3 separate regions of the Homo sapiens genome follow, and regions 1 and 3 are each linked to region 2. The links are chromatin contacts, found by Hi-C or POLR2A ChIA-PET in ENCODE. All regions are on one chromosome and are shown on one strand. Each heading gives the region's core, a stretch centred on a gene start or an enhancer-like site at or near the end of the contact. The rest is flanking DNA. Distances are from core to core; before and after follow the strand shown. Region 1 overlaps RANBP3 (RAN binding protein 3). Region 2 holds the start of ALKBH7 (alkB homolog 7). Region 3 overlaps RFX2 (regulatory factor X2).

Evidence for each region. A loop is a pair of places that touch in the nucleus more often than their neighbours do. ChIA-PET counts read pairs that join two places held with the same protein, here RNA polymerase II (POLR2A). Pooled maps may share reads with other maps.
Region 1: a loop to region 2 is called in a pooled map, with 7 times the contacts of the local background. The contact joins the enhancer-like site here to the promoter of ALKBH7 in region 2. A Hi-C loop is called at or near these places in 6 of 50 pooled maps. POLR2A ChIA-PET finds 5 or more read pairs at or near these places in 2 of 52 experiments (HepG2 and naive thymus-derived CD8-positive, alpha-beta T cell).
Region 3: a loop to region 2 is called in a map with no recorded cell type, with 5 times the contacts of the local background. The contact joins the enhancer-like site here to the promoter of ALKBH7 in region 2. A Hi-C loop is called at or near these places in 1 of 168 maps with a recorded cell type or tissue (heart left ventricle), 2 of 37 single-sample maps with no recorded cell type and 16 of 50 pooled maps. POLR2A ChIA-PET finds 5 or more read pairs at or near these places in 3 of 52 experiments (BJ, T-cell and common myeloid progenitor, CD34-positive).

The regions. Positions count from the first base shown.
Region 1 is chr19:5,949,927-5,953,520 of GRCh38, reverse strand. RANBP3 (RAN binding protein 3) reads left to right here. Exons shown (of 17, transcript NM_007322.3): 3 at 1,925-2,128. Among named protein-coding and RNA genes, the nearest start is that of RANBP3, 26 kb to the left of the region's middle. RefSeq lists enhancers at 1-72, 1-457, 235-793, 794-1,353. Within about 2 kb of position 1,773, at least 12 of the 41 ENCODE cell types and tissues checked have a DNase peak (open chromatin) inside an H3K27ac peak, as active enhancers do.
Region 2 is chr19:6,370,841-6,374,827 of GRCh38, reverse strand. It overlaps ALKBH7 (alkB homolog 7), which reads right to left and starts at 2,034. Exons shown (of 4, transcript NM_032306.4): 1 at 1,804-2,034; 2 at 452-625; 3 at 239-363; 4 at 1-17. The coding sequence starts at 2,007. RefSeq lists a silencer at 1,311-1,710 and an enhancer at 1,380-2,302.
Region 3 is chr19:6,046,950-6,050,740 of GRCh38, reverse strand. RFX2 (regulatory factor X2) reads left to right here. Exons shown (of 18, transcript NM_000635.4): 2 at 3,237-3,334. The coding sequence starts at 3,245. Among named protein-coding and RNA genes, the nearest start is that of RFX2-AS1, 14 kb to the left of the region's middle. RefSeq lists a silencer at 1,716-1,835. Within about 2 kb of position 1,765, at least 3 of the 41 ENCODE cell types and tissues checked have a DNase peak (open chromatin) inside an H3K27ac peak, as active enhancers do.

The sequences.
Region 1 (3,594 bases), core at 524-3,023, 420 kb after region 2:
AAAAGAAGGCAGTTACAGAAATGCTATTTAGCAGAAAGTACAGTATCACTGAAAATGTGGTCGTAGGGTGTTTAGACCTGCTTTTGAGGCTTACCGTTGGTGTGATGAGCTTAGCCCTGGTGCACGTGGTTTTTGCCAGCCATGTGTATTTTAGGATGAGGTCAAAGGCTGGCAAACTCTTGATGTCTGATTTTACCAGACATGTTGAAAAACTCCAGGCTTCACCTTAGTTCTTTAGAGCTTACGATTCCTGCCCAGGAGAAATGCTAGGACCTGAGTAGAAAATGCTGGAATGACATTGTTAATTCTCCCATCTGAGAGAGGAAGTGATGTAATACTTCTCAACACTTATACAAATCATTCATCTTAACCAAAGATGACGAATTTGATCCTGTTTTGATGTCTTGGTTTCCATGTTTATGACTTACTTCTTGGTCCTCCTGTTTAGCATTTTGAATTACCATGAGGATGTTTGAATATTTACATTTCAAAAGCAGGGATTACAAAAAATTCAAGTGGTTCTAATTAGAGATAGGCAGTCCCCCACAGAGCTCTGGGTTTAATTTTTCTCTTGTGAGGTGTTAAGTCTCTCACCATCAAGTAGCAACAGACATGGGTGGCTGGACGAACCACGGTGCCCTGTGCAGGTTTAGAGAGCCAGGTTTAGAGAGCGGCTGGTCCGTGGCTCTGCCCTGGATACGAAGAGGCGACAGTGTCCCCTTGATTACTTTTGAGTGAAGATTGCTTTTGCTTTCCTAGGAATTTGTGTACATTCTCTTACATCCTCTTTCTGTAGCTCCTTTCCTCCTCCCGGATCACTGCTTTTTAAGTAGTGCCCAAACCCCGTCTAAAGAGGTCAGCCACTTCACACCCAAGAAGAAGCACAGCCACGTCCACGGGGAGACGGGGCAGCCCTGTAGTCATGTAGGTCACCGAGTGCGAGAAATGGCTCCATGTCGTTGGACGATGCCAAGAGGGAGGTTTGGGGACTGGAGTCTGTTTTAGGACACCAGGTGTTTAACCCATTTCTCAAGAAAAGTCTTGGAGTTACGGCCACAGAGCTCTCAGCCCATGGAAGCCCTGCTGGAGTCCCAGGAACCACCTTAAAGGATGCTGGGTGTTGTACTGTGGGGAGGAAGACTTCTGGAACCGGCTGCTCTCACCTTGGCAGCTTTCCAAATGAGCCCTTGCCTGGGGTGTTGAGGATGCACCTGGGAGAATCCTAGGCTGAGGGGCTCTGTGGATTTGCCCCCCTCCTTCATCTGAACTACCCGCCTGCCACTGATGCAAAAACCAGCTCTCAGTGTCCATGTCACCCCACACTTGCACTCACCGAGGTGGGAAAGCACTTTCTGGATCCTGGGTGTAAGCAGAACAAATGGAAAGTGCTAGAAGAACTGTAGTGAGAGGCAGAAGCCCTTGACCCCGGCGAGAGGCAGAAGCCCTTGACCCTGGCCTCCCTGGTTTCTCCCTAACTTTGGGGTTCCAGCCACCTCCCTCTTTCCTAAAGCACAGAAATGGTGCTGATGGCCAGCTCCCCCACTTCAGTATTTTTGAGATCCTGAAGGGGTTTTAATATTTTGCATGATCGTCCCTGTCCCTTGATCACCAAGGCCCGTAAGCCAAGTAGCTCCTTGCCAGGCAGCCCATAGTTTTGGAAACGAGGGTCCTGCTTCTCATACACTGTAGAGCTCCCTGCAAAGTCACATGGCACCTAGTCCACTCTCACTTCCCTTCCGTCAGCCGGAGAGCCGGTTTTGTTGAGCAGAACCCAGAAGCAGGTGCCTGCTCTCCCCATCTTCCTCCCAGGCGCAGGAGCTGCTGCAAGCTGAGCCAGCTCCAGCCTCTGACCCCTGCCCGCCCTTCCTGCTGTGTGATGCAGCCTTTATTCACATTGAAGGAAAATTGTCTTTTTTGCTCCCAGTCCCCTGCAGAGCAAAAAAACTTGTCGGATTCGGGAGAGGAGCCTCGGGGGGAGGCTGAGGCCCCCCACCATGGCACGGGTCACCCCGAGTCAGCTGGCGAGCATGCCCTAGAACCTCCTGCCCCTGCTGGCGCCTCAGCCAGCACTCCTCCGCCTCCCGCTCCTGAAGCCCAGCTTCCTCCTTTTCCGCGAGAACTGGCAGGGGTAAGTCCACACCTACCCGGCACTCCTACCGCCCAGGGGGAGCCCAACCCAGACCAGCCACTTTCCCTTCGGGTCCCTCAGATCCTGGCCCTAGCTAATTGTAAGCAGCTAATGGTAACTTAAAAGATGACAAGGATTTCTTCCAGCTCGCTTTAATTCATGCTGCTGAAAAGTCAGGGAAGATCGAATCCCCTTTTAGCCTTTTCTAAATTGCCGTGGGAATATATACCCACAGCAAGAGGTGAATCCTGTTTCCCAAAAAAGACACGAGGGGTCAGGAGGAATTGAGTCATGTGAAGTAGAACCTTCCAAACCTAATTTGACCCCTTCACCCTCCTTCCATTTTTCCTTCTTGTTTCCCTGAATGCGGGCATTCAAGTTTAGCGTCTTAGAAACCCAAGAAGCTAAGGCTTCCTTTGATATCTAGGAAGAGGCACTCTCCAACACAGATTGCTTTGCAAGACTGATTGTGTTTGGACTGTGGTTAAGGCAGTGAACTGATTGTCTTCAATCAAAGCAGGAAGAAGAAAAGACTCTTCCTTTGAACCCAGAAGGAATCCCCTGAGCCCTTTATCTTTGTATTAAGAAGCCTTTTGAAGATTATAGGTGGAGAAGATTGTGAACTCTCAAGAACAAGAAATGTCTTGGGTTTTTGAAGTTTGATAAATTGGGAAAGGTAAACATTATCCTACATTCAGGATTGAAAACTCCATCCTGTAGGTAACTCATGACAGAAGACCCCTATTCTCAGGACAGGGAAAAAGGACTCTTAACAAGAAAAGAAGGGACCCAGCTCTACCGCCTGAGCACCAGGCAGCCTTCCAGGCTGGTACGGTCCCAAACCTTATCCCGGACCTCAGCGTTCTTTCTAGCACACAACAGTCCCCGGTTTTTAAGGAAACTGTTAACATTCAGCTACAGCCACCAAACCTCAGGACACTTAGGAAGCACTGTTCAGCCAGGGGTGGGTTGGAGTCCTGTGTTAACATTTTGGAGGAGTCAGTGTGTGATGGAAAAAGAAGCAACAGTCTTTACTTGTGCCATAGGCTATGGGTGTGGGGGAGGTAACGGCAGTAGTGGCCTTCGTGGCACAAAAGTGGGTTTGGGGTAGTGAGACACGGGAGCCGCGGGAAGGAGTCCAGCCAGGAGGCACTTGACCCACAGTGCACTGGGAGTACAGCCCTCCCATGAGCGCACGTGACTGCCGCCAGAGCAAGAATTAGGAGGTGGCTGCGTCCTTCTTTTGTTGGCAGAGTGGCTGCCGGAAACTTCTCCTGAGTCAGGTATGGTGAGTTACTGCACCTCTGGTCTTTGAGAGCACAGGAAATGGTGTTCTCAGGTTTCCGTCTTCAGCTGTCTGGGAACAGATGGTCTTTAGGGTCCCCCCCAGAGGCCTTCTGCAGGTGCCTGGGTTTGAAAAATGCAGCCCACATAGGACTCTCCAGCTGCAGAGGTGACAGGTTCTA
Region 2 (3,987 bases), core at 785-3,284:
CATAACGGGCTGAGCCCCTGCAGGAAGAAACAGGCTGTGACTGGGTGCAAGGAGGGCAGCCCCTGCTCCAGGCAGACCTGGATTCCAGCCTCCTGGATTCCAGCCCCCTGCTGCCTCCCACACAGACCCTGGGGTAAAGGCGTCTTCGGGGAGGGCTGGATTGAGGGAAAGTACCCAGGGCACAGGGTGGGCGGATGGCACATTCTTGGAGGGGTGGGTGCTGCCTGGATGGAGGTACCTAAGGATGTAGAGGGAGCCCGGCTCCAGCAAGAGTTCCAGCCACTCCCCCGGCTCCTGGGTGTGCACCAGCCGCATAACGCTGGGAGACAGGAGAGACAGGCCGGCGATGGTGGCCCCGCAGAACTGCAAAAGAGGCGTGGGGATGGGTCAGGATCTAACCGGGCCTGCCTACCCCCTGGCTGGGAGTGCCAAGGCACCGTCCTCTGCCCACCTTGATGCTGTCCACGTGGGGCTTGATGTAGCCGCGGGCTTCCAGGTCCAGCACGTGCACGGAGGAGAGCAGGGTCTGGCCGGGGCCAAAGGCGGCCGCCTGCACGCGCTGCAGGATGGCCCGGCTGGCTTCTGACCAGCGCGACTTCTCTGTCTCTCGGAAGCCGTGGATGGCCTGCACAGAGAGCTCGGTTAAGCCTGGGAGCTCCCAGAGGGAACAAGGAAACTGAGGCAAGGAGGGGCAGAAAACGGCAAGGGGCTGGTTTCCCTATGTGACTCTTGACCCTGCCCTCAACTCAAACTCCCCTAGCCCCTCAACTATGGCCCTACCTAGGTGTGACCTCAGTCCTTAGTACTCACCCTGAGGCTACAATTCCAGGTCCCCAATGCTGGCCCGGCCCCAGCATTCAATTGGCTGAATCTCCCTACAACTTGACCCCACCCAAGTGTCCTGTCTCTGTCTCTCAACATCATCTGGCTCCACATCCGTTTCCGCCCCTAACCTTGGTCCCAGGTCGCAAAAGTGCTCTCCCTGACCCCAAGGTCCTCATCCCCCAGGTCCCGCCCCTCCCACAGCCAGAGTTTCAGCCCAGCCCCCACCATAGCCCAGCTCCCAAATCCCTGCAATAGCTACCGACCCCAAAAAGGCCCTGCCCCATCCCAGCATGTGTCTCCCCTATCTCCGCCCCCAGCGTGGTTCTGCCCTCTCTAAACCTCGACTTCCCCGTCCCCCCCACAGCATGGCCCCAACCCATCCCGGCGCTTGACTCCACGGACCCCGCCCCAAGCTTGGCCCCGCCCCATCCATGCGCTCGACGACCTGACCACGCCCCAATCCCAGCCGCCACGTTCTTCTGCACTGTAACTGCTAGCAGCGTAATCGCACCCCAACCCTACACCCGACTCCCTGGCCCCACCCCCACGCTCGACTGCGCTGTAACCGCCCCCAAGCGTGGCCACGCCCCATCCCAGCACTGGTCCCCACTGTCCCCGCCCCCAGCGTGGCCACGCCCCGTCCCTACGCTCGCCTCCTGTCCCGCCCCCAGAGTGCCCCCGCCCCATCCCTGCGCTGTCTCCTTTGTCCCCGCCCCAGCGTGGCCCCGCCCCATCCCTGCGCCCGACCCCCCTGGCCCCACAACCCCAGCACCGTAGCCCCGCCCCCACGCTAAACGGTACTGTAACCGCCCCCAGTGTGGCCCTGCCCGGTCCCGGCGCTCGTCTCCTCTGTCCCCGCTCCAAATCCCCGCTCTAGGTACCGCCCCCAGCGTGTCCCCGCCCCATCTGATGCTCCACGTCCCCAGGCCGCGCCCCCGACGAGCCCCCGTCCCTCGCCCCCGGCGCTGCCGGTCTCACCGCGTCCCAGTGATCGTATTCGTAGCGGCGGCGGCGCAGCTCGGGCTCCAGTTCTCGGCTCAGCGTCTCCTCCTCTGCCGTGCTCAGGAAGCCAGGCCGCACCACGGCCGCGTCCTGCAGGCGGCTCAGCACGGAAGGGCCCGAGCCTCGCACCCAGCTGGGCCCTGGCAGCGTCCGCAGCGCCAGCAGCCCAGTCCCGGCCATAATCCCGGAGCGGGGTCATGAGAGAGGGCAGGGTTGGGGAACGCCCCCGCCAAAAGCCATTGGCGGTACCTGCGGCAGCGATTGACTTCCCTCAGAGTCCCGCCTCTCGCTCATAGCTATTGGTTGCTGCTAGACTCGCCTTCACAGGCTATTGGCCTTTTTCCAGAACCCGCCTCCTCTCTTGAGCTTATTGGGCGCCACCTCCCGCCTGACTTACACCAGTGGCTGAGTCGCAAGTCCGTCTGCAGCTTAGCACCGCCTCTTTAATCATTAGAAAACGTACACCCTAGGGGTTGCCTGGCCAAGACTTCATAAGGGGATATGGGCAGTATCTGGTCTGAAGTCCGGAAGTCAGGGGGACTGGGGCCAAGGCCACGGTTATGGAGTCGACTAGGGCTAGAGGTTAAGGGCAGAGTACAGTCAGGCCGAGATAAGGGTCCGGGGTCAGGGGACTGACGTCAAGGCCACGATTATGTGTGTGGTGGGGCCAGCTATCCAGAGTTAGGGCTTATGGTCAAAGGTCAGAGCGAGGTATCATTCATTTCCCCGTCTCCGTATCACTATTACTTTAGGTTTGAAAATGGCATTATGGTTGTCTTTTTGATTCCTCGGCCGGGCGTGGTGGCTCACGCCTGTAATCCCAGCACTTCGGGAGGCCGAGGCGGGTGGATCACCTGAGGTCAGGAGTTCGAGACCAGCCTGGCCAGCATGGTGAAAACCCGTCTCTACTGAAAATACAAAAAATGAGCCGAGCTTGGTGGCGCGCGTGCCTGTAATCCCAGCGACTCAGGAGGCTGAGGCAGGAGAATTGCTTGAACCCAGGAGGCGGAGGTTGCAGTGAACAGAGATCCCGCCACTGCACTCCAGCCTGGGCGACACAGCAAAACATTGTCTCAAAAAAAAAAAAAAGAGTCATCGTTTTTTACAAACGCAAACTGAAAAAAAAATATTTACAGAAAAAAGATCTCTGGGATTTGCTTCCACATAAATCCAGGCTGTGGGGGCAGGGAGGGGGCGGGTAGGGAAGAATCATCTTTGACCGTGAATTAATTGTTGAATTGGTGTGATAAGTACGTGGGGTCTCATTACCCTGTTTTCTCTACTTTTGTTTATATTTATTTTTATTTGTTTATTTTTGAGACAGAGTCTCACTCTGTCGCCCAACCTGGAGCGCAGTGGCACGATCTCAGGCCCTGAAGATTTGCAACCGCTGCCTCTGGGGTTTAAGTGATTCTCATGCCTCAGCCTCCCGAGTAGCTGGGATTACAGGCAACGAACCATCATGCCCAGCTTTTTTGTTTTGTTTGTTTTTGAGACCGAATTTCGCTCTTGTCACTCAGGCTGGAGTGCAATGGTGCGGTCTTGGCTCACTGCAACCTCTGCCTTCCGGGTTCAAGCGATTCTCCTGCCTCAGCCTCCCGAGTAGCTGGGATTACGGGAAGCTGCCACCACGCCCAACTAATTTTTGTTTTTTATTTTTTTGGTTTTTGGGTTTTTTTTTTTTTGACACACAGTCTCGCTCTGTCACCCAGGCTGAAGTGCAGTGGCGGGATCTTGGCTCACTGCAAGCTCTGCCTCCCGGGTTCACACCATTCTCCTGCCTCAGCCTCCCGAGTAGCTGGGACTACAGGCGCCTGCCACCACGCCCGGCTAATTTTTTGTATTTTTAGTAGAGACAGGGTTTCACCACATTGGCCAGGCTGATCTCAAACTCCTGATCTCAGGTGACCCGTCTGCCTCGGCCTCCCAAAGTGCTGGGATTATAGGCCTGAGCCACCATGCCCGGCCTTTATTTTATTATTTTCTCCCTCTATTGCCCAGGCTGGAGTGCAAGGGCACGATCATAGCTCACTGCAGCCTGGAACTCTTGGGCTCAGGTGATCCTCTCCCCTCAGCCTCTCAAAGCTCTGGGTACTTTTGTATGTATTTTAAATGTGCATAATGCAAACTGCAACACTGTAACTGCTGAGCGTAGCGCCC
Region 3 (3,791 bases), core at 516-3,015, 320 kb after region 2:
CTCTTTTTCTCTTCTGGGACTCTCGTTACATATATATTAGACAGTTTGTTCTATTCATGTTTCTTCATATATTTTCTCTTCATTCTTCAGATTGGGTAAATGCTTTTTATCTATTGTTAAGTTCACTAACTCTTTCCATTATCTTTAACCAGCTGTTGAGTGCATCCAGTTAAGTTTTTGTTTCAGTTATTGCTCTAGAATTTCTATTTGGTTCTCCTTTTATACTTTGTTTCTTGATTGAGATTCCCATATGTTCATTCATTATGTATATAACTTCCTTTAAGTTCTTGAAGTTATTTTTAGTAGCTGCTTTAGTCCTTGAATGCTATCTGTATCATCTGGGTTATCTTGCGTTTGGTTATAATTAACTGCTTTTCTTTTTTCTTTTTATTTGTTACTCTTTCTTTTGAGTGTATGTTACACTTTCCTGTTTCTTTTCATAGCTCATGGTTTTTACTGGGTCCTGGACATCATTAATGATGTATTGTAGAATCTGTAGGTTCATCTGAGTTCCCCTGAAGGCAAGTGACTTGGCTAGATTCAAACTCTCCCTCCTGCAACAGGCAGCAGCTGAAATCTTCACTTAATTTTTTTATCTTTGCACTGCTGGTTTTTCCCCAAGACCCCTGGTATCTCCCCCACACCTTTGTGGTGTAGTTGCTTAGCCAAAGATTCAGGTGTATTTTGTAGGAAGATTTGAGGGCTCACCCCTTCTGTGGCTCTCTCTCTTCCAGAATCTCCACACCCCAGCATTCAGAACTCTGTCCTCTGACCCTTCAGGATAACGAGGCTGATGCTTTCTGGCACCCAAGCATTTGTGGACTGGGGCATGCCCACAGGCAAAAAGCCACAGACTCATTGGTCTGACCTATAAGACAACACATGGTAAATAGTGTGTTAAATTAGGGGAACAGGCTGGGCACGGTGGCTTATGCCTGTAATCCCAGCACTTTGGGAGGCTGAGGCAGGCAGATCACATGAGGCCAGGAGTTTGAGACCAGCCTGACCAACATGGTGAAGCCCCGTTTCTATAAAAATACAAAAATTAGCCAGGCATGATGGTGGGTGCCTGTAATCTCGTCTATTCAGGGGACTGAGGTGGGAGAATCACTTGAACCCAGGAGGCAGAGCCAAGATCATGCCATTGCACTCCAGCCTGGGTGACAGAGCAAGACTTCGTCTCAAAAAACAATAATAATAATTAATAAAAATAAATTAGGGGAACACATTCATGTGTAAATGCCTGTGATGTGGAACAACTTGCTTTCTGGAAGGTGCATTCTGGCCATGGTGGACAGACCACGGTCTCGCCATTTATCCCCAACACTCTCATGGCCTCTTCTTACTTAAATAAGGTCTGGAGTTTGGAGCAAAATTATTTCCACCTGCGGAACAAGGAACTGGTCTTAGTCAAGTCAGCATTCTGACTTTATCACTGGTGGACTCCTTTCACAAAGAGTTCTAGTCAAATTATCTCCTAGTATCACTGATGCTACCCGCTTGGCTTCAGACGGGAACAGCATGGTGGATGGTGTGCAAATGACTGATTTAAACATTTAAAGGAAACTGTAAATACAAGCAGCTTGTAACAGAAAAATTCCAAAGGTCAGTTCTGTCAAAGACAGAGAGTGAGTTGAGGACTCAGGAAATACACTATGGGAAATTTACAATCTTTTGAAAGAGTAGAAGGTAGGAGGTGCGGGCTGTGTAAGGTTTAGTTAACGCCCCAGCCAATCACCGTGTGGCTCTGGGGCCATCTAGTGGTGAGAAGTGAGTCAGGCTCACACAGAACAGAAAAATCCCCAGGCACTGGCCGTGGGGCTCTGGGTGGCATCGAAGGCGTTTGGGAGGGGACGGGGGCGGGGGCCGGGGAGCGGTGGTGGTCGGGGAATAGTCCCCAACAATACAGATGGGATTAATCCAGCACACTCGAATTCAAACACACATATCCCTTTCTGCTTTCCTTAGGTAAATTAATTTATTGTAAGTTTGACTTTTCATTTTTAAAAAGCTTAAAATTTTTTTCACTCATTATAAGAGATAAAACCTCTGGGGGTGATAGAGAAACGTAAAAGTTCTAGCAAATGTCTATTGTGTTCTGACGATGTCGTGGGCACCGCGATGTATGTCTGAGGTTCAGTCCTCACCACCCCCAGCAGGCAGGAGCCATGGAGACCCCACACTGGGAGGGTGACATGCTCAAAGCTGGTGCCAGGACGGGGGACTGGTGTGCCTGATCACAAAGCCACCTCCCTACCTAAGTGTGTGTACTTAACTATGTCTCAAATGCTCAACATAGCCGATTGTTTATTTAAAAGTGAAGACTGTTCGACTTTTAGCATTTTCATGGAACAAATTTGTATCATCTGCCACGATATTAAATGAGTGGTTTTATATAGAATTGTAAAACTACCTATTTGAAAGATGTATGCCTCTGACAGCAAAGAAATATATGTTTATACTTTCTTGTGGGCAAAGATGGCTTTGAACAGAAGGCAGTTTTTACTTACTGCCAAAATTCGTGAGGACTTTTATCCAGCCCAGGATAAAATGTACTGTTTCTTTGCTCCCTCTGCAGGTCACCTTTTCTCTCCCTAGCCAGTGGTTCTCACACTGCCCTCCAGGGGTCACTTGGCAATATCTGAACACATTTGTGATTGCCACAGCTTGGGGAGGGGGCGCTCCTGGCATGGAATGGGTGGAGGCCAGGGGTGCTGCTCAGCACCCTGCCGTGCCCAGAATGGGCCTCCAACAGCAAAGAAGTATCCAGCTCAAATGTCAACGGTGCCACAGTGGGGAAACCCAGCCTTAGAGTTTCTCCCGTTGTCGTTTGGGGTGCAGTAGCTTCCCAAATGGCAGTCACCCACCCAGAGCTTTTGATTTCTGGGTAAATGAGGAAACAATTGAGCCCTTCAAAATAGTTCAACCTGCTCAGACTTGGGCACAGAGCCAGTGTCCCGGCCTTCTGTTGAGGAATTCCTGCCATTGTGCGCTGACAGAGCCCTTTTTGGGTTTTATATTTGGAAAACTTTCTCTGGCCCCTCTCTCCTTCTGTGGGACAGTTGTGCAGCCTGTTTCCGCAGCTCCTCACTTAGGCAGTACCACCAGGGTCTCTGCCTTTCGACTTTGAAGAATGTAGCTGGTTACTCCTTCCCTCCCTTGAACTTGTTAGTTGCCTCTTCGGATTTCAGTGCTTGCAGCCCTTGCCCACCCAATCTCTCTCCGCCTTTCTTTAGACCTGAGCATGCAGAATTCCGAGGGTGGAGCGGATTCGCCAGCGTCCGTGGCTCTGCGTCCCTCGGCGGCAGCCCCGCCTGTGCCAGCCTCCCCGCAGGTAACGCGCGCCTCTCAGCAACAACAGGGTGGCCACAGTGTGGACGCGATCTCTATGGGTTTGAAAGCTGCTCAGATCTGCAAAGAGAGGAATCTGTATTTTTCTGAATGGACTTCTCAGTCCCAGTGCTGCTGCTGTTGAAATAGGCACAATTTCCTTAACTGTATTTGGCTTTTTCAATATTTGTTAAAAAGATCCCATCAAGGAAACAATGACATGAATGGAAAAGAAACCACTCTCCCAAATCTGACTTGATCTCTTCTTAGCTTTCAGTGGAGGTTTTCTTGTACTTGGAAATGACCCTTTTACACAGAAATGCTTTATTAAGAATTAAGAAGTAAGGCCGGGTGCAGTGGCTCACACAGGTAATCCCAGCACTTTGGGAGACTGAGACTGGCAGATTACTTGAGGCCAGGAGTTTGAGACCAACCTAGGCAACATAGCCAGACCCTTTCTC